Linked DNA regions of Homo sapiens: region 1 is linked to region 2. A link is a loop called in an ENCODE intact Hi-C map of the cell type or tissue named here. Cell type or tissue: HCT116. All regions are shown on one strand. Links, peaks and the distances in the headings refer to the core of each region. The heading gives the core; the rest is flanking DNA. Region 1 overlaps INCR1 (interferon stimulated noncoding RNA 1). Region 2 has its middle 20 kb from the start of AK3.

The links. A loop is a pair of places that touch in the nucleus more often than their neighbours do. Peaks named below come from ENCODE experiments on the same cell type or tissue, not always from the same donor. Only the 100,000 strongest peaks of a DNase experiment are listed, where the experiment ranks them.
Region 1: it touches region 2 in a loop (6-fold over the local background); 73 of 110 quality-filtered maps call a loop at or near these places.

What each region holds. Positions count from the first base shown.
Region 1 is chr9:5,581,957-5,592,479 of GRCh38, forward strand. All of the region lies in intron 1 of INCR1 (interferon stimulated noncoding RNA 1), which reads right to left. Among named protein-coding and RNA genes, the nearest start is that of RIC1, 42 kb to the right of the region's middle. RefSeq lists an enhancer at 7,947-8,136. In HCT116, for the core only: a CTCF peak has its summit at 8,255 (motif pointing left); a DNase peak (open chromatin) is centred at 8,245.
Region 2 is chr9:4,752,876-4,770,175 of GRCh38, forward strand. It overlaps the pseudogene ECM1P1. Among named protein-coding and RNA genes, the nearest start is that of AK3, 20 kb to the left of the region's middle. RefSeq lists an enhancer at 10,054-10,992. In HCT116, for the core only: a CTCF peak has its summit at 9,853 (motif pointing right); a DNase peak (open chromatin) is centred at 9,856.

The DNA of each region.
Region 1 (10,523 bases), core at 6,490-10,489, 830 kb after region 2:
ACACAGGAACAGAAAACCAAACACTGCATGTTCTCACTTACAAGTGGGAACTGAATGATGGAACACATGAGCACATGGGGGGAACAAAACACACTGGGGCCTGTCAGAAGCGGGGGTAGGAGGAGGGAGACCATCAGGAAAAATAGCCAATGGACGCTGGGCATTAGGTAATGGGATGATCTGTGCAGCAAACCACTATGGCACACGTTTACCTATGTAACAAACCTGCACATCCTGCACATGTACCCCTGAACTTAAAATAAAAGTTAAAAAAAATTTAGAATGGGAAAAAAGGACAGAAGGAAGTATGCTAAAATATGAATAAGATTTTGTTAAAGTGTTGGGGTTGTATGTAATTTCCTTCTTTTCTCTGTTTTACAAGATGTTTTGTAACGTAGTATAGTAACTTTCATAAAATGTTATTTTAAGTAGTTTTCCTCTGTGACATGGAAATGAGATCTCTGTAGAGCTTACTGAAGAAACATCATGGTGTTCAGAAACAGCAATGGTACTCCTGGCAATATGTGTTATTAGGAATATGAATATCTGTCAATTGTTTACAAAATTTTGGGGGATCCCTCTAAGGAGTTTTTTTCTTAAAGTTGAGAAAAAAAACCCTAAAAGCTCATTTTCTTTCCTTTCTTCCTCTCCTTTGTTTTCTCAACTATAAAATTAGAATGGCAATAACAGTGGCTATCTTTGTCAATGTCATGAGATTATGGGTAATTTTTTTCTTTATATTCTTCTTGTATTTGAAAAGCTTAAAAAATAAACATTTTAAATTCAAAAAAAATCTTTAAGCAATTCTTTAAAAATATTTTGAAATTTTAGAATTTCAGCATCTGCTTATTATAAATCAAAAGGTCACATAAATGGCAGATATAATGTTTCTGGGGCAGAATTTTTAGATGCACAACTTGTGTTTTTTCCCTATGTCAAGTACAAACTTTCACCTGTGTTTTTATGAGAATCTAAAGAGAAACTACAAGAAAAGTGTACTAAGTTAAAGTTTGAAAAGGCACTGGGTTTGCCAGCATCCTGCCTGCCTAATCAAACATCATGCAGCTCCAGCACAGAATGCATGACTGAGCTGCGTCAGAACATGTGAGGTTCATGTGATTGGAGGAGCTGCCAGCATCTTTCCACTAGTGCTCTGGGGAGTTGTCTTCAAGAACTAACGTCCTGAAGGCAGAAAACTCAAGGGTGGGGAATGAAAGGGGTCTTTCCAAAATATAAAAACTTTTCTGAGTGTTCTCAAAATGAAGACAAAGAAAGAACAGCTTCTGTGTGTGAGTATGTTATAGTGGAATGTGACATTTGAAAGCTGTTAGGGAAAATGCCAGTCTGGCAGGCTACAGCTGTATCCCCTGAGAAGCACAATGGAAAGTTTAAGTCCAGGTTGACCAGAGCCTCTACTTTCTTACACTCATCAATGAGACAGGGTGATTCACTGGACTACCCTGACACAGTCCCCTCCCTTTCAAGGCTGTGTGGCATAAAGGCAGCTCATCTAGTCCCCAGGGTGTTTCAGACTCTGTCTTAGGACTCTGAAACCCCCAGTCAGCACTGTGTACTTGTGAGAAATACAAAGTATGTATTAGATATGCTCTACCTTGAGTTTGAGGAATGTATAGTGAGCTGGAGAAATACACCACAAAAACCAAAGCTACATGCAATCAAGTGACTGATAAGTGGGACCAGACCATAAGACCCAAAGGAATTCAGGGTGGGTGGGAGCTCCCCATGGACAGGAGTAGCCCAAGAGAGCAGGGAGGGAAAGAAAAATGCAATTTGGGAGGCCGAGGCTGGCAGATCACTTGAGGTCAGGAGTTAGAGACCAGCCTGGCCAACATGGTGAAACCCCGTCTCTACTAAAAATACAAAAATTAGCCGGGCGTGGTGATGAGTGCCCACCAGTTACTTGGGAGGCTGACGCAGGGGAATTGCTTGAGCCTGGGAGGAGGAACTTCCAGTGAGCTGAGATCACGCCACTGCACTCCAGCCTGGGCGACAGAGCAAGACTCCATCTCAAAAAAAAATTTTTTTAAGTTTACAAAGCATTTTCAAATGTCTTGTTATACTAGTTGAGCCTCACTACCACCTGGTAAAGGGAGTAGAACAAATATTCACATTTTATGGATGAGGAAACTTGGGCTTATAGAAGTTAAGTAACTTGCCTAATTTATCCCATTTCTTTTTCAGTAAAGTTACCAGTTTGGGCTGGGCATGGTGGCTTACACTTGTAATCCTAGCACTTTGGGAGGCTGAGGCAGGCAGATGGCTTGAGCTCAGGAGTTCAAGACCAGCCTGGGCAACATGGCAAAACCCTATCTCTACAAAAAATACAAAAATTACCCAGGTGTGATGGTGCACGCCTGCAGTCCCAGCTACTGGGGAGGCTGAGGTGGGAGGATCGACTGAGCCCAGGAGGTTGAGGCTGCAGTAAGTTGTGAATACACCACCACACTCTAGCCTAGGAAACAGAATGAGACCCTGTCTCAAAAAGAAAAAAAAAAAGTTACCAGTTTGGTAGCTTAGGGAGTTACAAGTTTGGTAGCTCATGGAGTTGCCATAGACATAGAATATATTGATTTTTAATCACAGCACACAACAAGATGTACATTTATATCCTTGTGAGTAAGTGAATATGGTTGAGAGAAGAGGTTAGGTTGACAAAGCAACTACTAAAAAATTGTCTTTTTCCCTCTGTCTTATGGGTAACTTGGATGAAAACATAGAAGATGAGCTTATAATATATGATGATTAATAAAGTAGGGAGAGAGAGTCAGTTGGATAGAAGAGTTTCTATTTCAAAATCCCAGGTTGCCACAGTGGCTCACACCTGTAATCTCAGCATTTTAGGAGGCCGAGGCGGGCAGATCACTTGAGGTCAGGAGTTCAATACCAGCCTGGGCAACATAGCAAAACTCCATCTCTACAAAAAATACAAAGATTAGCCAGGTGTGGTAGTGTGTGCCTGTGATCCCTGCTAATTGGGAGGCTGAGGTGGGAGGATCGCTTGAGCCCGGGAGGTTGAGGCTGCAGTGAGCCAAGATTGTACCACTGCACTCCAGCCTGTACAACAGCATGACGCCCTGCCTCAAAAAATAAAAATAAAAAATAAAAAAATTAAGTCCCAGGTTGAATCACGAGGTCAAAACCAAAGAGGTAGAATGAAAGGTCCTGCTTTTGATCCACACACCTAAGATGGAAGAGCAGTTTATTAGCAGTTAATATGAAAAAGTTCTGGGGATTTAATAGAAAAGAATTTAAACAGTATCATACTCATAAACTACAAATGTGCCCTAAGTACAAATGCAGGTTGAATTGAAATCCAATTGCTTAAAAACTAAGGAGGTTGGGCATGGTGGTTCATGCCTATAATCCCAGCCCATTAAGAGGCCAAGGCAGGTGGATCACTTGAGCCCAGGAGTTTGAGACCAGCCTGGGCAACATGGCGAAACTGCGTCTCTATAAAAAATACAAAAATTAGCTGGGCGTGATGGCGCACACTTGTAGTCCCGATACTAGGGAGGCTTAGGTAGGAGGATCACCTGAGCCCAAGGAGATCAAAGCTGCAATGGGCCATGACCTCACCACTGCACTCCAGCCTAGGCAACAAAGTGAGACCCTGTCTCAAAACAAAACAAAAACACTAAGGAGAACTTCAGCAGTGTTGACAGGACACTGTTCAGAACTGGGAACAAATAGTCCTATGGAACCTACTATGTCTAGGCCAGCCTACCTCTAGAATATTTTGTTCTATTCTGGGCCCGACTTGTTAATTGGGACATGAATAAATGAGAGTAGATCTAGAGGGAAGCACCCAAGATGGCAATCGGGCTTGAAGCCACCCCTAGACTAGGAATATTGGAAGAAGCTGGGCGCATTTCTCCTGGAGAAGAATTATCAAGGGAAGACATGAGAGCCAAGATCAATGGGTGCAAGTTACATTGAAGAAGAATTTGGCCCAGAAATGGAAAGAATTCACTAACAACTAGAGCTGTTCATCAAAGGTTAACCTCCTGGTTCCTGGATATATCTACATAGCCTGGAGCTACCATTTTTCAGGATACTCTGGAAAGTATTCTTCCCTTAGGTGATGAATTACAAATCTTCTTACTCTAAGATCCCATAATTCTTCAAACTAGACACTTAACTCCTATGAGCCTCAGTTTCCTGAGAAGACTAAAATGAAATGGCTTGTAAATCCCCTTCCAGCTCTAACTTTCTATGAAGTACTTGGTCCTAAAGGGTACCCTCGTTTATGTTTCACAGAGATACCAGAAACAGGAGTCTTTTATCTTCAACTTGACTCTCAAGATGTTATCCTCAAGTGAACTTTTTTCTACCAGCTGAAATATGTCCTTAAAATCTTTGAGTCAATGAATCATGAAATGAGCCAGGTTTTCAAATCTCATTTGTAGGGTTCCTTAAGAACTATGTCCACTTGCCACATTCTTTTCTGAATATTATTCTTTTTTTCTTCAACCCTGTTTTTTAACCCAAACATCCTGTTTTCAAACATCCTGTTTTCAACCCTCTTTGTATCTAAGGATGGAACAAGGCTGATGACACAGACAAGAAACTTGTAAAACATAGCAAGTATCTGCCTTTTATTTGGTGAATAATGTCAGGACTAGAGAAGGGCTGATGTGAAATTCTGGGCTGGGCTTTAAGGCTTTAAGGCATAGTTTTGCCTCAAAGAATTGCCTCCACACAGGACAAGTCACTGTAAGCAAAGTATGTGGCTGCATCTGGACATGACAGGAGGTGAGCTGGGAAGTCCCTGCCCTTTCCCTGCACATGCACTTACCCCATTTCTCCATCTTTCTACCTCAACACTTCACCTTCAGAGATAATTTCTTTCAGGCCTCAAAGCATTTTTAGACTTTAAGTTCTTTTGTTGCTGTTTATTAGCTCAACCAGGGCCATGTACCAGAACCTGGGGGAAAGGGCCATTTCTATGGAAATGGAGATAGGGTCCAGGCCTATCCTGAGAAAGTGCAATCATGAGGAGACCATCCTGTTCTTTCTCATGTATTTTATCATTCATTTGGTACTAAGCACTGTACTAGGCACCAAGATAGATAGTAAAACATCAGCCTTGTCTTCAAAGGGTTTGCAGATCACAGAAGCCCTCTCTCTCTCTCATCTTTTACATAGATGATATCCTATATAACAAGAAGAGATGTCACAGGATGACTAAAACAGGCAAAGCAGCTGGAATATGTGTGTGGCTGGGGCAGCCCATGACAGGGCCTTAACCCTAGTAATGACGCTGACAGCTTTAGTCACTGAGGGGAGTGGCCAGAACCTGCTGGTTTGGTCAATGGGGGACAACAATCAAGTAAGGGAAAAGTGATCTTATAAGGACTGGAGGGAAGTCAACAGAAAATCTCAGCCAAGTGCCATACATTTTTTTCTATAGAGTTCTATATTTTCTGGAACTCATATACAGAATTAAGTAAGAGTCACCCTGGGCTATATTGGTAAGGGCAAAGAGCTGGAATTTCTTACAACTTTATTTTGAAGCCTCAAGCAGCGGAAGGCAGATGGAAGAAGTAACATGTGGTGGTGGTTCTCAGAATTTTTACCACCCCCAAAACATGGAAGATAATTCCTCACTCTCCGGTCAGTAACAACCACTGACTTCTGCAAAGATTCACAGCCATTTGGGGTACATATCAGAATATCATGGAGAAGCAGGAAGTGGGGAGCAATTTCATAAAGCTTCCTACTTGAGTCTAATATAACCCTTTCCTACCTGCCCTGAGATCTATAGGTAGCTTGCCTGAGTTGAATCCAGCTCTGCCATTAACCAGCTGCATGACTACAGACAAGTCGTTCTCTTTGAACCTTAGTTTCCTCATACATAAAATAACGAACCTTACCTGGCAGTGTTATTGAGAGGAACTACAGAACCTATCACAGTTAGTATATAGCAATATAGCCAGATCTTTTTTTTTTTGTTTTTGAGACAGAGTCTCACTGTGTTGCCCAGGCTGGAGTGTAGTGGCACGCTCTTGGCTCACTGCAACCTCTACCTTGCAGGCTCAAGCGATTTTCTTGCCTCAGCCTCCCAAGTAGCTGGGATAAAGACACCCACCACCAAGCCCAGCTAATTTTTGTATTTTTAGTAGATATGGGGTTTCACAGTGTTGGCCAGGCTGGTCTCAAACTCTTGACCTCAAGTGATCCGCCTGTCTCGTCCTCCCAAAGTGCTCGGATTATAGGCATGAGCCACTGCGCCTAGCCCATAAAGCTAGATCTTAATGAGCAATTAGCTACTAGTACAATAATTTGTTTTAAAAGCTATATTATAGGATAACAGAGTCTACTCAGTCAGCCTTTATGCAAAAGTGAAAATCTTGGGATTCTCAGAAATATGCTCTCAACAGTAAATGCCCTATGTAACAAGGTGCACCAGCTTAGGCTGGGGCCATTGGGCCCATAAAATCTTCATTGTTAAAGTTAAGAAGTTGGGTACAAGGACAGAGAAAAGCTACTATTCCCAAGTTGCCAAATTAAAAAAATTACCTATCTGGAAGGTAAATTTTTTTTACCCCTTAACAGATCTTTAAGTGTATAATAGAAGGGAGATTCAAAATTTACATTTGAAACTGATTGTTTGAGGGGAAAAAATCTAAATAAAAATTTTAACAATCATATAAATATAAAGCCAAGATCTTAATCTGGAATGGGAAGGTTAAGACCATTCATTAATTCAACAAATATTTACTGAGCAGCCCTGAGACTGTTTTCCTTGGGGTCTGGGAAGGGGAGCCATGGTCAATGGACTCTTGTTATCTGTAGGAATATTGATCCCTACCACAAGGTAGAGGGACAGGGAATAAAGGGGAGATAGTCCTCCTATGAGATAAAGGTAGGGGATGTTCTACAGGGCCCAGTTTTATATTTTTCTTTTCTGCCTTGTTATTTCTTCTCATGATTTTCTTTCAGTAAAATCTCTTTCCCACATCTCTTTCAGTAAAATTTTGTTAAATGATAGTCTTGTTCTCTGTTTTGGGGAATTACAAGATGGACTCTTAATGGGGCTCTATTAGTAGATGGTAAGAATTCCTGGGAATTTCCAGAAATTCTTTGGGAAAAGTCAGAGACTAATCTTCTCACAGTTACATAAGGGGATGAAGCTGAAAGTTATTTGGGCATTAATTAGAAGTGTGGCCCACTGAAGGCTGGTGAAATCTGGACACCTCTGCTATACATGGTCCTTGTGGATGGTTTGAATGATATTCCCAAATTGGCTGGGCACATTCCCATGATATCAGGCCGATGGGCATTAAAAATGCAAATTAGTTCACATGCTGGGGTACAATGCCCTGAACCAGCTGACTTTAATGGACTGCAGATTGCCAATCCAAGGCTATGTTCTTTCATTCCTTTCCTTGCCTTACTTACTTATCATTCATCCTTCCCCTAAGTTCTCTTGGGCCTATTGCCCAAATAAAAGTGAAGAAGAAATTAACACATATGAAAGCGTGCTATGCTAAGTACCATGTGGGGTGTGTTTTGCATGAATTATTTTACTTAACCCCTTACAACACCTTGGCAAGATAGGCAGGATTATCCCCATTTTATTGATGAGAAATGAAAGCTGAGAGTCCTATCTCCCAAGTAACACAGCCAGGTATTATAACAGTCCTGGGGTCCACATACAGGCTTACATAACTCCAAAGTTCTTTACATCATACCACCAAGAAAAATGTATTTTAAGATTCACCTAATTAAAACATAATTAAGAAGAACAATGTATTGGGAGAGATGCTTACTGTTTCTAAGCAAACATACGTGATTGCCTATCAATGAACAATGACCTCAAGCTGTAACTCAAACCGGAGCTGCAGGGGGCTCAGATTCAAACACTTCCTCTCCACTTACAAAACTGCCACAAAGGAAAATGAAATGGTAAAAGGCAGTTTCTGCCAAATCTTGGCAAAACCAGCTAAACTTTCTTGGTCAGTGGGAGTAGAAGGGGTGATATCTCTCTGTCCTGAGGAATCAAAAAGTTGCCTACCAGGTTAATACATAATACAAATCTGACATTTCAAACACAAGTTGTTTTACATATCTGGGCTCAACAGTTTAAGTTTACAAAATATCCCCACCCATCCAAAATCATGTGTCCATATAAAGGCACATCTGTGGTCTACAGTTGGATAATTCACAGCCCTCTTATCTAGCACTGGTCATTAGAAATTAGGGCGGCTGTGTTACACAACCATGCAGATGGTGCCCCCTAGTGTTGCACAATGACAAAGCCCTGAAAGCAACCACCTGAAAGCACAATCTAGACGGGTGCTTCTCAAACGGACTGTGGTAAAAAATTGTTGTTACTTTGTTTTTTTCAACCTCCAATCCTTCACAGACCAATACTTTTAAAAGCTATAATAAAAATAATTTAGCAGAAAAATTAAATAAGTAAAGGTATTACAAATAGAAGACTTAATCTTTTTAACCATTAGATTCAATAGACTTAAAATTATTCTGTGAAATTGCTCTAAAGTTTCTACACTCAGTTCCTTTGCAGACCAGGAACAACAGTTTGTGGATGGGCACGAATGCACAGATCACGCTTTGACAAACACTATACTGCTTCACTTTTTTTCTTTCTTTTTTTTTTTTTTGAGACAAAGTCTCACTCTGTCGCCCAGGCTGGAGTGCAGTGGCGCGATCTTGGCTCATTGCAACCTCCGCCTCCCGGGTTCAAGCCATTCTCCTGCCTCAGCCTCCCAAGTAGCTGGAATTACAGGTTTGTGCCACCACTCCCAGCTAAATTTGTATATTTAGTAGAGACGGGGTTTCACCATGTTAGTCAGGCTGATCTCAAACTCCTGACTTCAGGTGATCCGCCCGCCTCGGCCTCCCAAAGTGCTGGGATTACAAGCATGAGCCACCACACCTGGCCCATTGCTTCACTTTCAGTTACAAAGACTTACCATGGGTTCCTTCTAAGGTACATTGAACCACTTGACCCTCAATGTGGTGTCCACCTATCAATTAACTACAAATTCTTTCTTTCCTCTTTTTTTTTTTTTTTTTTTAACTCAAGCAACCCACAGGCCGGTTTAAAGTGGTCTTTAATTACTGAAGACTTTCCCTTATTTAAAGAAATAGGGGAAACTTGGAGGTCTAGATTAGATTTCTTTCCAACGGTTGCTATGTAACTTTGTGACATTTGAAAGATTAAAGTTGCTTCTGACGGCACTACAGTAGAACCTCAATATTTGCATGTTTCTTCCTTAAATTTCCCCTTTCCCTGACACTGTACATACACTTTCTAAAATTTGTTTTTTAATTTTTACTTTTCACTTTTCAATTTTTAAGGAAATAGAGATGGGGTTTCACCATGTTGCCCAGGCTGGTCTCAAACTCCTGGGCTCAAGCGATCCACTCGCCCCAGCCTCCCAAAGTGCCTGGCCCCTGTAGGTACACTGTTAACAGAATCAGATACCAGTAGGAAAATGGTAAAAAGAGAATATGTAAGCAGAGATACCAATTTGTGGTAAGCATTCAAATTGGTTCTTATGTAGTCCTATTGTGGAATTTGATTTAAAAGCCAAAACAGACATCACTATATGTCCCCTTTATATCTTTCCTTCATCATCCTTGTTTTGTGGTAATATGCTTCTCTATCATCCATTGATAATAGAATTACAACATTATGGATTTTCTATGCTGATTTATCAGAAATAGATTGGGGTAATGGTGTTATTTCTCTTCTGTTTTCCCTCCCACAAAGTTTCCCTCTGTGCACCTCAAACTTACTCTTTAACCTAATCTTCTTTTGAGGGAAATTACTCAATGGTTTTTAGGGAATCAACTGAGCTCTGACCTCAGGGATCCACCAAAATCAGCCAGCCCTTCACTCAGTCAAGTTCAATAATTATTTTCCACAGGTGCTAAAACCCCAGTTGAACCTGGATATTTTCCCCCTTAATATCCCCTTTAGAGAAAAAGAATCAGAGAATCCCACATGTAGAGGAGTGAGCAGATAACAGAAACCCTGAAGCCTTCCAGATTTAACTGTTCCTGCTGTTCCAATGAGCCACCTGAGGCCACAGCGGGAGAAGATTTAACACAGGAAAGACAGTGGCTTTTACGGGCTTTGGAGAAGGGCCAGGGTCTCAAGGGAGATCAGAAAGTGTGTAGAAAGCCCTGTCGTTACTAGGAAAATGCAGGTATCAGTGCCTGACAGACAGTAGGTGCTCAATATATACATTATATAACCGAATGGTACAGTGAATTGGCAAAAGAAAAAAAGCAGAAAAGATGAAAGTGAAGCTAGGACAGGTAGAGATGGGATTACCTTTCTTTCCTCCTAGCATCTTTTTTAAGGGTTATTTCTTTTTATTTTCCAGCTGCCCCAGGGTGATTTTCAGTCACTATCTCCAGGCTGAAGCCTTCTTGATCATTCCTTTTTCCAACCTTAGTGATAGCTAGCCTAGGAATGCTACAACTCCCAGGTGGAGATTCAGGTTAAGCGAGACTGGGTCGTAAGA
Region 2 (17,300 bases), core at 7,563-11,562:
GCCTGGCCAACAAGGTGAAACCCCATCTCTACGAAAGAATACAAAAATTAGCCAGGTGTGGTGGTATGCACCTGTAATTACAGCTCCTCGGGAGTCTGAGGCACAAGAATTGCTTAAACCCAGAAGGCAGAGATTACAGTGAGCTGAGATGTCGTCACTGCACTCCAATCTGGGTGACAGAGCAATACTCTGTATCAAAAAAAAAAAAGAGAGAGAGAGAGAGAGGGAAGGAAAGAAAGAGAAAGGAAGAAAAAAAAGAAAGAAAGAAAGAAAAGAAAAGAAAAGAAAAGAAAAGAAAAGAAAAGAAAAAAGAAATTGCCTTTAAGCAGCTGCCCTGGTGAGGGAGAGGATGACACCTGGGAAAGGGGGCAGGCTGTGATTGAAGACTCATTCTTTTTTTTTTTTTTTTTTCTTTTCAAGACAGAGTCTCCCTGTGTCACCCAGGCTGGAGTGCACAGGTGCGATCTTGGCTCAGTGTAACCTCCGCCGCCCGGGTTCAAGCGATTCTCCTACCTCAGCCTCCAGAGTAGCTGGGATTACAGGCACCTGCCACCACGCCCGGCTAATTTTTTTATTTTTAGTGAAGACAGGGTTTCACCATGTTGGCCAGGCTAGTATTGAACTCCTGACCTCAGGTGATCCACCTGCCTTGGCCTCCCAAATTGCTGGGATTATAGGCATGAGCCACCATGCCTGGCCTGAAGACTCATTGTCATGTCTCTCTGGTCCTAATAAATTTTACATACGTCACATTCTTCAGACTGCTCTGAGCTACTTTTCTTTCTCAAGGGAAATTTGGCAAAATCTAGCAAAATTTTATATACCATTTACCAATTGATCCATCTATCTCAAAAATACAAAAAGACATATACATAAGATTATTCAGTGAGCACTACTTTTAATAGTAAGAGACTAGAAACATCCCCAAAGTTCATTCAGCACAGAATGATTGAATAAAACTGAGATTCATTAACATAGTAAAATACTGTGCACTTGTAGAACCCATAAGAAATATCTGTGGCATGACTGCCAGTGAAAAAAGTAGGGTGGCAAAAAATAAAGGTAATATCCTACCGTTTAACTAAAGGGAGAAGAGGATATGAATAGATCCTTATACTTACATTTTTTAAACCAGAAGAACAAGCCAGGCAAGGTGGCTCATGCCTGTAATTCCAGCATTTTGGGAGGCTGAGGTAGGTGGATCACCTGAGCTCACGAGTTGGAGACCAGCCTGGGTGGCATGGTGAAACCCCATCTCTACCAAAAATACAAAAATTAGCCGGGCATGGTGGTGTGCATCTGTAGTCCCAGCTACTCAAGAGGGTGAAGTGGGAGGATGGTTTGAGCCTGGGAGGCAGAGAAATAGAAAAATAAAATGAAAATGAACAACAAAAAACCCTGACTACCAGGCTGGGCGTGGTGGCTCACGCCTGTAATCCCAGCACTTTGGGAGGCCAAGGCAAGCGGATCACCTGAGAGTTTAAGACCAGCTTGACCAACATTGAGAAACCCTGTCTCTACTAAAAACACAAAAGTAGCTGGGCATGGTGGCACATGCCTGTAATTCCAGCTACTCAGGAGGCTGAGGCAGGAGAATAGCTTGAACCCAGGAGGTGGAGGTTGCAGTGAGCAGAGATCGCACCATTACACTCCAGCCTGGGCAACAAGAGCAAAACTCCATCTCAAAAAACAAAACAAACAAACAAAAAAACCTTGATTACCTCTAGGAGGAGAAGGGAATAGAGAGCTGAGGCACAGGGATGGAGGCCATGTGTCTCTGAAGATTTCACTTTGTTAATTGTGCAACAAGGTTTCCTTCCTTCCTTTCTTCCTTCCTTCCTCTCTCTCTTCTTCTTTCTCTGTTTCTCTTTCTTTCTTTCTCTCTCTCTCTTTCTCTCTTTTTCTCTTTCTTTCCCTTCCTCCCTCCCTTCCTTTCTTTTTCTTTTTTTCTTTTTTTTTTTTTTTGAGACAAGATCTCACTCTGTCACCTAGGCTGGAGTGCAGTAGTGCAATCTTGGCTCACTGCAACCTCCACTTCCTGGGCTCAAGTGATCCCCCCCACCTCAGCTTCCCGAGTAGCTGGGACTACAGGTACGCACCATCATGCCCGGCTAATTTTTGTATATTCTGTAGAGAAGGAGTCTCGCTATGTTGCTTAGGCTGGTCCCAAACTCCTAAGCTCAAGCAATCCACCCGCCTTGGCCTCCCAAAGTGCTGTGATTACAGGTATGAGCCACCTCGTCAGGCCCATTTTCTAAAACATTTAAAAAAGCAACTCCTGAAAGTCAAAGGCAAAATAAAACAAATGAAACTGGTTGTGTAATGACCAGTTCTATTTTTATAAATTGTGACTGCTCTCTGATTAGCTCATAGAAATCTAAGTACAGGTAGTGGCTTCCTTTGTAATGGAGGTAACCCATGTTCTGAAGTTTTTTCTCTTGGAATTTTCTACAAATCTCACATATCTATTTTTGGCATTCCTGACAGATGTCAGATACCGTAACCTTGGCCATAAAGCATACTTCCTTGGTTAGTTTCTCTTAGCCTGAGGCATTGCTTGTCCTCTGATACAAAACTTCCCCCACCATAGCACTGACTTCCCTCCAGAAATGAGACATCACGTTATCCTATTAATGCCCCATTAATTCACAGGCTGTGGCCCATACAGGGCATTTCTATCCCAGATCCCACGTATAATGTGTTAACAGAAAAAAAAAACAAGCTGTAAAATGTTTTAAAGAGGTTTAATCTGAACCAATATGTGTGACCATGGCCCCTGGAAACACAGCCGCAAAGCAGTCCTGAGGAAGTGAGCCCAAGGTAGTTGGTGACAGTTTGGTTTTAGACATTTCAAGGAGACAGGGATTACAGGTAAAGACAAACCAATACATGGAAGATATATATTGGTTTGGCCTGAAAAGGTGAGATATCTTGAAGCAGGAGCTTACAGGTCATAGGCGGACTCAGATATTCTTTAATTTGCAATTGGGCTGGGTACAGCGGCTCATGCCTATAATCCCAGTACTTTGGGAGGCCAAAGCAGGAGGATGGCTTGAGCTCAGGAGTTCAAGACCAGCCTGGGCAATCTAGTGAGACTCCATCTCTACAAAAAATTTAAAAATTAGATTAGTGTGGTGACATGTGCCTGTAGTCCCAGCTACTCAGGAGGCTGAAATGGGAGGATCACTTGAGCCTAGGAGGTCAAGGCTGCAGTGATCACACCACTGCACTCTAGCCTAGGTAATGAAGTGACCCCTGTCTCAAAAAAAAGAAAAAAAAAAGAAAAAGAAAAATTGGAATTGGTTAAAGGAGTAAAGGTTTGTCTAAAAATTTGAAGTCCACAGAAAGGAACATTTAAGTCAAGAAAGTCTGGGTCAGAGTGACCTGCAGGGGTTTGTGACTTAACCCTTGTCGGGCATAGCCTCAGGTCCTGTTTATAATTTGGTATCTTATTTTCACAAAGAGTCCCTCTTGTTAAGTTTCATGATCTCTATTTTAACATGAATGCTGCGCATTTGTTGTGTCTAAACTGTAAAAGCGAGGGAGTATAATGAGGCGCGCCTGACCTCCCATCCCATCATGGCCAGGGACTCAGTTTTTCAGATTTCTCTTGGCCAAGAAAGAGTCCAATCCGTCAGCTGGGAAGCTTAGGATTTTATTTTTGGTTTACAAAGGTAATCATTTACTCCCATGAGGGTAATCGTCCTCCTTGAAATTCAAGAGTTTCCTGGATCACAGGATCTGCAGTTACACACAGCTGAGTTTGACTTTCACAGGCTGAGAGACCTTGAGCAAAATCATTAACCTCTTTTAGCTTCACCAGCCTGCCTCTATGAAACAGGGGAAGGATAATACCTGCCCTATGGGGTTGTTGCAAGATTTAAATAAGATTATATATGTGTCAAAGGACAAAATTACAGCAAATTTAAAGAGCTCACCTGGTTTTAATTGTGATTCTAGAGTCGGACAACACTTCATTCTGTAAAACAGAATAAGTGTTCTAGGAGCTGAGAAAGGGCTGAATTACAGACAGGGAAAGGTGAAGAAAGCAGAGGCAAAGAACGGTGTGTATCAGGCATTGCAAAGCTGCTTTCCTGTGAGGAGGAGACAGAACAATAGAAAAATAACTGATGAGCTAACATCAGGTTACTGCAGGCTACTTCTTTTAGGTAGGAATTAAAGCAGAAGGCACTTCATTATCCTGCCAATTGAAGATTGGCCTATTTGGAAAATTGGCTATTATCTCTTTCTTCGGATTTCTAGGAAGGTCAGATAACAATTTAGTTTGGGTTTGGTGACATGGATGTGGAAATTCTTTTTAGTCTGGTCTGCTGGGGCCTAGTGCAGAAACTTAGTCTAAAACAGTGACCTCTTATAATTTTTATGTCGCATATGTAAAATGCTAGGTATATACTGGTTGCTCCCTCTCTTTTTTTGCTCTGCTTATCTTTTCTTCTCTCCTTCCTTCCCACCATCTTTTCAATGTAGTGACAAGTGTTATTAAAAAAAAAAACAAAGCAAAGGATAATGTAAATCTGCAGACAAAAAAAAAAAACAGTGTCTCTTTTCAGTCAATATTTGCAACTTCCACCTCATTAAATATTCTCTCACAGTAGAATAAGGTGGCAAAGAAATGAAGTGCAAATTAGCCTAAGGTAGCTGAGTCCTCATCCTGGTTTCATCACTAATTAGTTCTACAGACCCTGGCAAGCACTTGACCTTTCTGATCCACGCTTGTCTCAATAGCATAATGAAGATCATGCCTGTCTCAGAGGGACAGTGAGGCTCCTGTTGTTGGCATGCCTTATCATTATGTAAATGGAGGGCCTTGTATACAAATAATCTCTTCAGACAAATTGTGTAATATGACATTGAAATTATCCTTCTCTTTACCTCTATCCCCCATCTTTGGCTCCAGTTTTTAAAGACTGCTATTAAAAGACAAATACATTAGCACATTAAGATATTGTCACCTAGCAATAACTTTTTAAAAGTTAATTAATCATATTAGTCACAGCAGACAGCAGAGCCACTATGCTTTGGGCACAGGGAGGTTGGGATTTGGATGGGATGGGAAAGGAATCCAGAATAATCTGGCTCTTGGCTCATGATGCTCTCAAAGAAAACTCCTGTACAGAAAGTGGGGGAAGGAGCCTCCAGACAAACCCTGCCCTCTTTGCAGTTTTGCTTCAGGCTTGTAATTCACTTTTCCTGAGAATGGCATGGAATTTGTGGATAAGCAGGTGAAAAACCATTCTTATCAAGTGTGGAGGGAAAAGAAAAGGTTTTGTTTGTTTGTTTGTTTGTTTTAAGACAGTCTTGCTCTGTCACCCCGCTCAGTGCAAACATGGCTCACTGCAGCCTCAACCTCCTGGGCTCAAGTGATCCTCTCACCTCAGTCTCTCCAGTACCTGGGACCACAGGTGCCTGATACCACACCCAGCTAATTTCTAATTTAGTAGCGGTGGGGTCTTGACATGTTGCCCAGGCTGGTCTCAAACTCCTGAGCTCAAACAATCTGCCTGCCTTGGCCTCCCAAAGTGTTGCGATTACAGGCGCAAGTCACTGATAAAAGATAAATTTTTAATCTGAGAAATATGAACCCCTTTACATTATCAGGCCCAGAGAGGCATTGGGATGTAACTGCAGTCACATCTCACTCCTTCTCGAGCTGAATAATGATCTCTTGAAGTCTCTTGCTATGAAGACTCTAGACTAACTGATGCCAATTAGCCATGAAATGCCATACACCCTATAGTTCAACAAAGTCTAGCCAATCACTAATCAGTGTTATTTCTGTAAGCCAATGAGAAATCCTAATGATCAATTTTGTAATTGCCCCCTCTCCTGATTCGTCTTATATTCTTTAAACATTCGAGGCTCTCTTTTTGTTCTTGGGAGCACTCTCCAAGGCAACTTGAAAGTGTGTCCCAGGCTGCAGTTCTCAACCTTGACCCCAATAAACTCTCTATATTAATTTCGCCTCAGCTTCTTCCTTTTAGGTCCACAGAAGCGTCAATTGGCCAGAAAAAAAAAAAAGAAAAGAAAACAAAAGAAAAAGAAAAGTAATAAACTCTGTTAGAAGCTAGGCTGGGCGCGGTGGCTCACGCCTGTAATCCCAGCACTTTGGGAGGCCGAGGCAGGTGGATCACCTGAGGTCGGAGTTCGAGACCAGCCTGGCCAACATGGTAAAACCCCATCTCTACTAAAAAATACAAAAAATAGTTGGGCGTGGTGGTGGACAGCTGTAATCCCAGCTACTCGGGATGCTGAGGAAGGAGAATCACTTGAACCCAGGAGGTGGAGGTTGTAGTGAGCCGAGATCGTGCCATTGCACTCCAGCCTGGGCAACAAGAGCGAAACTCAAAAAAAAAAAAATCATCTGGCCTAAATATCTTGGCTGGAGTCTCCTGCAGGAAAGACCCACTGTGACTAATGGAGTCCCGAAGTGGGCATAGAAGGTCATGGTTGAGAATTCTAAGCTGCTGTGAAGATGCCAGGCCCAGTTTTATGACTTCCCTCTGGTTCTATGCCACCCTCCCCTCAAGGTCCCCTCCCTGAGATGCCTGAGGCTCGGACCCCACCAGGGATGAAGGCTGCCGCCAGCGTGTGTTGCAGTTCCTGCGCCGCACAGAAGGGGGCGCCATTCCTGCATTATTTCTCCCGACCTAACTCCGGTAACGCAGCTCCTAGTTGTAGGGCCTATCTTATATTCGTTTTACAGTGTTTATTTTTTTTCTTTTTTCTTTTCTTCTTTTCTTTTCTTTTTTTTTTTTTGAGACGGAGTCTCTGTCACGCAGGCTGTAGTGCAGTGGCGCGATGTCGGCTCACTGCCTTAGCCTCCCAAGTAGCTGGGATAACAGGTGCAGGCCACCACACCTGGCTAATTATTGTGTTTTTAGTAGGGACGGGGTTTCAACATGTTGGCCAGGCTGGTCTCGAACTCCTGACCTCAAGTGATCCACTCACCACCACCTCCCAAAGTGCTGGGATTACAGGCGTGAGCCATCGCTCCTGGCACATTTCACAGTTTCGAGAGCACTGTCTCATTTCACCCTTTAGACCAACCACGCAATGATTAAGGGCAGGCTCTATTATCCCTGTTCTACAGACAGAAAACAGAGACAGCCAGCTTAAGCGACAGTGTCAGACAATTCGGTAATTCGTTTGGTTCCTGACCAGTGCTTTTCCCACTCTGCTGTCCAGCATAAAACAGGGTTGTCAAGGACAACTGGGAAATGAACACAGACCCCAGAACTCCCTGACAAAAGGAGAGAAGACAGACTCCCTTATCCATGCCACACGATAGATGGCCTTGGGTACACTGCTTCTCTCGGGAGGTTTAGAAATCAAATTGAGTCTGCTCCTAGGTTCCAAACACAATTAAATTTAGCTTTGTTGGGTCATTCTGTGGTCAGGCTGTAAGTTCAGCTTGGTCAAGGGGAAGGAAGGGAATAAGCAGAAGCTGTGGGTTGGGCACCTGTCCTTTTGCCTACTCAGTGCCGCTCTTCTTGTGGACATAAAGACACCCATGTAACCCCTCATGGCTACAAGCTGGGAAAACTCTAAAATGATTGCTCTTTCAAAATTTTTTAACTGACAAATAAAAATTGTATATATTTATGGTGTCCCACATGATATTTGATATACGTCCACATTGTGGAATGGCAAAATCAATCTAATTAACATATACATTACCTCACATTTCTTTTTGTGTGTGGTGAGAACACTTAAAATCCACTCTCTTAGCAATTTTCTAGTATACAATACATTGTTACTAACTACAGTCTCCATGGATCTCTTGAACTTCTTCCTCCTGTGACATGAGCCACCATGCCTGGCCTCCTCTTTCCCTTTGTGTCTCTTGTTTTTTCTTTTTTTGAGACACGGTCTCACCCTGTTGCCCAGGCTGGAGTGCAGTGGTGCAATCTCAGCTCACTGCAACCTCCACCTCCTGGGTTCAAGCGATTCTCCTGCCTCAGCCTCCCAAGTAGCTGGGATTAGGGGTGAGCCACCGTGCCCAGGCTCCCTTTTGTGTCCCTTTTACTCTTCCTTGACCCACTGCCCCCAACCCTGTCCCTCCCTCTGTATACTCTTAGAAAATGACATCTGATCACCCAAGCCGGATGTCCTGCACCCTCAGCATTGCTGCCAAGAGAGATCTTCCAAAAATGCAGATCTTCTCAAGTCATTCTCCTGCTTAAAATTTCTGCATTCCCTGGATCTTTGGGGAGAAAGATAGCTTGGTATTCCAGGCACTTCGTTTTCCCTTTTTTTTTTTTTTTTTTTTTTTGAGACAGAGTCTTGCTCTGTCTCCCAGGCTGGAGTGCAGTGGTGCTATCTTGGCTCACTGCAACCTCTGCCTCCCGGATTCAAGTGATTCTCCTGCCTCAGCCTCCCGAGTAGCTGGGATTACAGGCGCCCACCACCACACCTGGCTAATTTTTGTATTTTTAGTAGAGACAGAGTTTTGCCGTGTTGGCCAGGCTGGTCTTGAAACTCCTGACCTCAAGGTAATCCTCCTGCCTTGGCCTCCCAAAGTGCTGGGATTACAGATGTGAGCCACTGTCCCTGGCCCCAGGCCCTTCATTTTCTGACACTGCCACATTCTCCTTCCTTCCAGCCTCCCACACTGCTCTCAGGGCCCATGGAGTTTCATGCCCTCTTAACTTCCATATTTTATGCCCTATGTATGATTCCCCTGCTCCCCTTCTTCATCTCACCAACTTTTATTCATCTAGAGTCTTACCTTCTGGGAAGCCTTCTCTATTCTTTTCCTTAGTCTGATTAGGCATCCCTTCTCTGTGTCCCTAGCAGACCTGTTCATACTTTGTGGCATTTGCCAGATTACATTGCAGTAACAATTCCAGACTGCAAATTCCAGTCTGCTTCTCCATCTTTAGTTCCTCTCAACATGTTATTTGTGAACTCTTTGTTTCAGAATCACCTGAGGAGTTTAAACACAAGCTCCTGGGACATACCCCAGACCCACCAACTCCGAGTCTTTGCAGGGCAGAGCCTAGGAGTCTGCATTTTAAAACTTTCTCAGCCAGGGGCGATGGCTCATGCCTGCAATCCCAGCACTTTGGGAGGCCTATACGGGCAGATTGCTTGAGTCCGGGGGTTCAACACCAGTATGTGTAACATGACGAAACCCTGTCTCTACGAAACAAAAACAAAACAAAAATTAGCCAGGCATAGTGGCTCCCGCCTGTGGTCCCAACTACCTGGGAGGCTGAGGCAGGAGGATTACCTGAGCCCACGAGGTCAAGGCTGCAGTGAACCGAGATTGCACCACTGCACTCCAGCCTGAGCAACTGAGCAAGGTCAAGTTTGAGAGCCACCACACTAGACAGGAAGTGGTCATATTTTCTTAGACCTTTAGCATCTACCATAAGCACACAGAGAATGGACTCTGAATGAAAGAGTCTAGAGCTTGAAAGGGAACTGAAATTTAAAAATAAAAAAGTGTGAAATGATGGCTGGGCACGGTGGCTCACGCTTGTAATTTCAGCACTTTGGGAGGCTGAAGCGGGCAGACCACGAGGTCAGGAGACCGAGACCACCCTGGCTAACACGGTGAAACCCCGTCTCTACTATAAATACAAAAAATTAGCTGGGCGTGGTGGCACACGCCTGTAGTCCCAGATACTCAGGAACCTGAGGCAGGAGACTCGCTTGAACCCGGGAGGCGGTGGTTGCAGGGAGCCGAGATCATGCCACTGCACTCCAGCCTTGGCGACAGAGCGAGACTCCATCACACACACACACACACAAAAAGGTGAAATGAGCAGCATAACGTTGGAATGACAGGTGACTATTTCCTGCCAAGATTCCAGTTGCCATCAGGTGGCGCTGTGTCAACAACAAATGCTTTTACCTGAAGCGAGGAGGAAGTTTGGTTGATTTACTCGAATTCAAGCCTCAAATACTACATAACTGAATTTATTTTTTCTTACTCCGTTTGTTTGCAATTGTCCCACTTGTATGAATACATTGATTTTTTTTTCTCACCTGGCCCAGAACAAAGCTGAGTAAATTGATTTCTTAAGGCATGAAGCCTTAGACAAGAAAAGCCGTGGAAGGAGGCTGGTGGCAGCAGACAGCTGGGCAGGTCATGAAGGTCAGGGGAAGGAAATTAGCAATTACCCTTATTTCCATCTTCAGTGAGGAAAACCTGCTCCCCACCAGCACTGCCTGTTGTGAAATTACCCAAGCATTCAAATGAATATGTCATTTCGCGAGGGTGGAGCCATCCTGTAATTTCTGTCATCCAGTTCCCTTTACGGGTTGTTAAATGTCTACGTGAGTAACCCTTGAATGTCGTTGCTCTCACAAACCAAAGTCTGGAAGCCCGAGTCTTTCTTCTGGGTTGAGTACTTTATTCTTCTGAGGTGTGGGAACTGAGGCACAGCAAAGGCCTGAGGCCCCACGGGCAACTCTTTCTCCCCCTCCTCCCTCCCCTCCGCGCAGGGCATCCCCGTGCACAGAACTGATAGAGCTGGCCTGGCTACTGGCAGACTATCAGGCCAGGCCAGAGCTGGAGGCTGAGCTGGTTTCCTCCGGGCAGGACAGAGCTTTCAGGCAGCGACCTCCTAGGAGGAAGGCGGGGGGAGGGTTTGCAGCCTTCCCTACTCTGGGCAGACAGAGGAATGTGGTGGACAGGAAAAAGGGGGAGGAGGCAGGACCTCTACTCTCAGCATAGACCCAGTCTCACTGAAGAGGCACTCTTTAAAGGCATCACAGAGTTTAAGAATAGTGCATGGTAGAAATAACTCTTAATTTCTGAATGACCAAGTATAAATGAAATGGAAGTGCTTAAAAGTAATAAGAGAAAAGCTATATAGTTCCTCTTTTCCTTCCTTGAAAAATCAGGTGCAAAAGTCATCAGGTGCAGGGTCGAGCAAGATAGGCAGCTATGAGTGGGGTGGAGGTGAGCTGTGGTGGCCGGAACCTGACCAGGATCAGAAAGCATACATTCAGGGGCAAGTCCAGGCCAGAGTGTCAGAACCCAATTGTGGTGAGGGGTGTCCCGGCAGAGAGGCAGTCTGCCACAGGGTGTTGGAGTCCCAGTGGGGAGAGAAAGGTATCTCCAAGGACATGTATGTAAATGTACAATATTAAGGATAATGGGAGCAAAGTTTCTCGCTGTTGGAGAAGACAGTTAACAAATCATTCCTGTAATCCCACCACATTAAGAGGCTGAGGCAGAAGGATTGTTTGAGGCCAGGAGTTTGAGACCAGCCTGGTCAACATAGCGAGATCCCGTCTCCACAGAAATTAAGAAAACATTAGCCAGGTGTGGTGGCATGCACCTGTATGCCATCTCAAGGAAAGAGGCTGAGGTGTGAGAATCACTTGAGCCCAGGAGATTGAGGCTGTACTACAGCCTGGGCAACTGAGCAAGACCCCATCTCAAAAAAATAAATTATGGACAGAAAACTAGAATGAAAACTGTGTTAGGTTGGAATGAGAAGTATTGGTATGAAGTCATGGTTTTCAATAAACAAACTAATAAGATCCATATTTTATTACGTATGTAGAGAAATATAAGGGTAAATGCATGTATGATTTTGTGTATGTGTGTACACACATCCTTATATTCCCTACTTCTGTGCCCTGAGAGGGCCTGAGATCAATGATGCCCAATACTGGTTTCTATTTATTTTATTTTTAAAAAATAGAGATGGAGTCAGGCTGGGCATGGTGGCTCATGCCTGTAATCCCAGCACTTTGGGAGGCCAAGGTGGGCAGATCACGAGGTCAGGAGTTCGAGACCAGCCTGGCCAACATGGTGAAACCCCGTCTCTACTAAAAATACAAAAAATTAGCTGGGAGTGCTGGCACGTGCTTGTAATCCCAGCTAATCGGGAGGCTGAAGCAGGAGAATAACTTGATCCCAGGAGGTGGAAGTTGCAGTGAGTGGAGATCATGCCATTGCACTCCAGCCTGGGTGACAGAGCAAGAACCTGTCTCAAAAAACAGAGATGGAGACTTGTTATGTTGGCCAAGTTGGTCTTGAACTCCTGGCCTCAAGCAGTCCTCCCATCTCAGCCTCCCAAAGTGGTGGGATTACAGACATAAGCCACTGTGCCTGGTCCCAAGTCTGGTTTCTCTTTCTGTTTTTTTTTTTTTTTTTTTTTTTTTTTGAGACGGAGTCTCACTTTGTCGCCAGGCTGGAGTACAGTGGCACAATGTCGGCACACTGCAAGCTCCGCCTCCTGGGTTCAAGCGATTCTCCTGCCTTAGCCTCCTGAGTAGCTGGGACTACAGAAGCGCACCACCATGCCCAGCTAATTTTTGTAATTTTAGTAGAGACGGGGTTTTACCATGTTGGCCAGATGGTCTCGATCTCTTCACCTCGTGATCCGCCCTCCTCGGCCTTCCAAAGTGCTGGGATTACAGGCATGAGCCACTGTGCCCAGCCATGGTTTCTGTTTTTTGTGTGTGTGGTTTTTTTTTGTTTTTGAGACAGAGTCTCACTCTGTCACCCAGGCTGGAGTGCAATGGTGTGATCTTGGCTCACTGCAAACTCCACCTCCCGGGTTCAAGCGATTCTCCTGCCTTAGCCTCCCGAGTAGCTGGGATTACAAGTGCCCACCACCACTCCTGGCTAATTTTTGTATTTTTTAGTAGAGACGGAGTTTCACCATGTTGGCCAGGCTGGTCTCAAACTCCTGACCTCAGGTGTTCCACCCGCCTCGGCTTCCCAAAGTGCTGGGATTACAGGCATGAGCCACCATCCCTGGCCCCAATCCTGCTTTCTAAATATCATTCTTCACTTAACAGGAACCAAGACCCCTTAAGAGAAATGGTTGATTCTAGGAGTTAATAAATGAAAAGTAAAAGATGAGTCTGGGATAGCTTCTGGTGTCAGAAAGTAAGAAAGTACTCAAAGAAGGACACTGAAACCAGCCTGAAATTTCCTGCTGGCCAAATCTGAGACAATCTGAACATCAAACTTAATAATGATAGTAATATAACCCATTGATAGTAATATGCCCATTGAATAATTTATAATTCATGAGTCCCTATTGATATAAAGTGATATAAGGATTAATTTTGAAGAGGAATGGAAAATTTACATATTATCAAAGTTCTTCCTTACAAAACATCTTTTTGTTACAAAGGAAAAGCGAGTAACTTCACAGCCAAGAAGCACAGTAGATGCCACCTTAATGAAATGATCAAAGTTAACATCATTAGTAATAGGACATATTGAAGTGTGGATCCAATGAGAAGAACACATGACCTCTTTTGTATTTCTGTCAAAGATACATAACCTGCATTTAATCATTAGAAAACATGAGACAGACCCAAGCTGAGAGATATTATATAAAACAATTAGTCTGTAACTGCAAAAGAGTCAAGAGTCACAAGAGTCAAGAAAAAAACTGAGGAATCTTTCTCATTTGAAGGAGACTAAAAGAGCTATGACAAATAAATGTAACGCATGATTCTGAATTGCACTCATTTGCTATAAAGACACTACTGGGACAGTTTGTGAAACCTGAATGAGTTTGAGAATTATACTGTAACAATGCATCAGTGTTAACTTCCTGATTTCGGTAGGAAGAGTGTCCTTGTTTATAAGAAAATGCTAAAGTATTTAGGGGCCACGGACACCATGTTGGTAACTTATTCTCAAAGAGATGAGGAGAAAAAAGTCTTTTGTTCTATGGTTTCAAATTTTCTATAAATCGGATATTGTTTGGAATAAAAATACACTGTTAAGAAAATAAAGAGAAAGAAAGAGTAGGCCATTGGTTGGATGAGAATTGAAGAAGCATGGAGAGGTGAGACTTGAGTTTGTCAGAAAGAAGCAGAAGCATTTCTGGTGTGTGGGGAGCACCCTGGGAAGAAGCCCCAAAAGAGGAAGAAGAATGGTGGGAATTGGAAGGAAAGTTACCCCTGCTCACCTGGCACAAATGGCTTGTGTTAGAAAGAGAGTAACCATGTAATTTATCTTGCAAACGGATGCACTTTTGATAATGAGAGAGAGCACTATTAATAATTACATTTGGTCTTTGGTGTGACCTCTTAAGAAAAAACAAAAATATATAAAGAGAAAAATAAAAGAAATAAAACTACTTTTAAAAATTACATTCTGACATGAGCACAGCATGACTATTTGGAGAACTGCCCTTAGCAAACTGGGATGTGTGACTCCAGCTAGAATTCAACAAGAGATCAGGTCATTTAGGGGAAATGGAACCAAATTGTAGAAGTTTGAAAATGGTCTTGCCTTCTGATCAGTAGTGAATAAATACATAAATAAAATAAAATAAAATAAAAATGGTCAAACCCCATGAGCTTTTGTATGTTCTCCTCTTTACTTGACCTCACAGTGGCTTTTGGTACAATCATTTTCAATGTACTCTTTTCTTGTCTTCAGTGACCCCATATTATCCTAGTTTTCCTCTCCTTACCCCAGCATTTCTCAGCTTGCTCCACCTATCTATATCTGTCTTCCCCTATTCAATCTCAGATGGTTTAGTTCTCCAGGGATCCATTCTGGACCCTCTTCTCTTTTGTCTCTATAATCTTTACCTGTTGGTTTAAAAAAATTATTTATTTTTATATTATGTTTACTGGTTTGATTTTTTTTTAAATAGAGAACTAGCTCTAATGGTTTGTTTAATTAATTAACTAATTAATTTATAGAGAACAGGTTTCACAATCTTGCTCAGGCTTGTCTTGACTCTTGAGCTCAAGCAATCCCCCTGTCTTGGCCTCCCAAAGTGCTGGGATTATAGGTGTGAGCCACCACACTTGGCCCTACTACCCTTTGATTTAATGTTCTGTGCTGATTCCCAAATATGTGTCTCCAGCCTCTCTCTCATCTGACCTCCTAGCTCCAACATTTTACTGCCTACTTGACAGTGACATGTGGAGGATTCACAGGTTTCTCAAAGTTAACATATCAAAACTAGAGCTAGTGAGTTATTGGGGTGGTTGGGGTAGGGCATTGCCCACTATCTAATCCCTCTGCAGTTCTGCAGTGGGTCTAATGTATTTCACTGTTAGACTCTTTCCTCTTGGGCCCTAATATACTCGCATCTCAGAGGGTGTTGAGGTAGTTAGTCTGCATCCTCAGGTATGATGGTTAATTTTATGTGTCACATTGACTGGGCAACAGGGTGCCCAGATATTTGGTCAAATATTATCCTGAATGTTTTGGAGAGGGTGTTTTTGGATGAGGTTAACATTTACATTGGGTATACTGAATAAAACAGATTGCTCATTCTAACATGGGTGGGTCTCATCCAGTCAGTTGAAGGCATGAATAGAACCAAAGGCTGACCTTCTCCCAAGTAAGGGGATTCCTTTTTCTGACTACCTTCAAACTAGAACAGTAGCTTTTTCCTGCCTTTGACTCAAACTGAAGCATTAGTTCTTCCTGGCAAGTGAGCCTGCCAGCCTTTGCACAGGCACTACACCATCAGCTCTCCTGGTTCTCAGGCCTTAGGACTCAGACTGGAATTAAACCATTTGCTCTTCTGGATCTCCAGTGTATTGACTCAGCCTCCAGATACTGGGACTTGCCAGCCTCCATAACCGCATGAGCCAATTTCTTATGATGCATCATATATACATATACACACACATACACACATACATATACTACATAAATAATAATAAATATATGTATTATAATCACACACACACACACACACACACACATCCTGTTGGTTCTTTTTCTGGAGGACCCTGACCAATACACTCAGGTCTCTGGTCATGGCAGGGAGCACGGTCTTGTTGGATTCTTGTTGGGGACACACAGGTCACTGATGAAGGCTGATTCTCTTTCTCAGTACAGGAGACCTGCTCTGGAAGATGCTGGTCAGGCAGTGGATAGTCAAGTCCCAGATCATCCCAGGAATCATTTTACACTTGACAATAACTCTTTGATATCCACAGAATTGGCCCATGAGGTTGGGTGACTCAGAGGAGGTCAAGAAGTAAGCTGTCCTAGTGATGATTGAGGTAAGGAGTCTAAAGGCCAAAGTGTTCATCTTGGGTGGAGTTGGAAGTGTGGTTGGTTGTCCTCATGGTGAAGGGTCAGCCCATAGCTACCTCTGGATGGTGTCAGTGGCTAGGGTGGAAAGCACAAAGTAGGAGTGCCTCAGGTGGCAGATGTTCCTGTCTTTGTCCAATGTCCCCTGCCCCAACCCAAGAGAAAGGGCTGCTCTGGGCCTGAGGGAGCCGTCTCTGTAAGCAGGGGAGCCGAGCTATCTCTCCTAGCTGCAGACACCTCTGATGTTCTCTGGCTGGCCTGAGCACTTGGCCTCAGAGAATGAGTTTTGCCTGATCTGGGCAGCCTGAGTAATAATGGCAGCAATGCAGGGAGTAATCTCTCTGTCCAGAAAGTTGAGGGCCTCGCCATGGTGCCTGAGGTGAGAGTAGCGAGCCTGGGACAGGTTCTAGGGGCCACAAAATACGTCACAGTCAGGGAGGCAGATCTGCTTCAGCTTGTCCAGGGAGGGCCACCTAGGGGGGTGGGAGGAAAGCCATCCAGCCAGAAGCCCTATTCCCATGGGCAGGCCCTGGCCAACAACACTAGACAGGACAGGGTGCCAGGACTCAGCCTCAAGATGACTGTGGACCAGGGAGGGGCTGACTTCGCCTCTCTCTGCTCCTAGCAGGGAGAGCACCTCCTCCAGATGTGAGTCAGACCTACCACTTCCTGTTCGACAGAGTATTGGATGGAGAGGTGTATGGCAATGCTTCCTTCTGGATGAAATTACTTCCAAGGGACTTCTTAGAATTCTACCCTTAGAACCATGGAAAATGAGGGCTCTCCTCTTTCTATTCCACAGGCAGTCATAAGAGAGGGTGGCCCCGCTAAACTAGGGAGTCTTCAGGAGAAATCCCCTTCTCTCTGTCCCTCCTGCCCAATAATCTGGGGAGGTATTTTGGTCACACATCTTTCTGCTCTGGAGGGTTGGAACCTCCTGTAACGCAGCAGAAGACAAATTCAATAAGCCAAGGTCAAAGCTGCTCTAAACGGGGTCCCCAGCTGGGATGAGGATCAACCACTGGCTGCTCAGAGGGTTGGGTTCTGTCTGGGAGAGCTGGGTTTAAGGGGAGGGACCGCAGGAACATGCTTCTTGTGGCTGCTACTATTGTTGTGATGGCAGAGCTGGTTCTGCTCCTTATATGGTTCGTTACATCCAAAAATGGAGCCCTTGATTTTATTTTATTTTTTATTTTTTTGAGATGGAGTCTCACTCTGTCGCCCAGGCTGGAGTGCAGTGGCACAATCTTGGCTCACTGCAACAGCTGCCTCCAACCTCTGC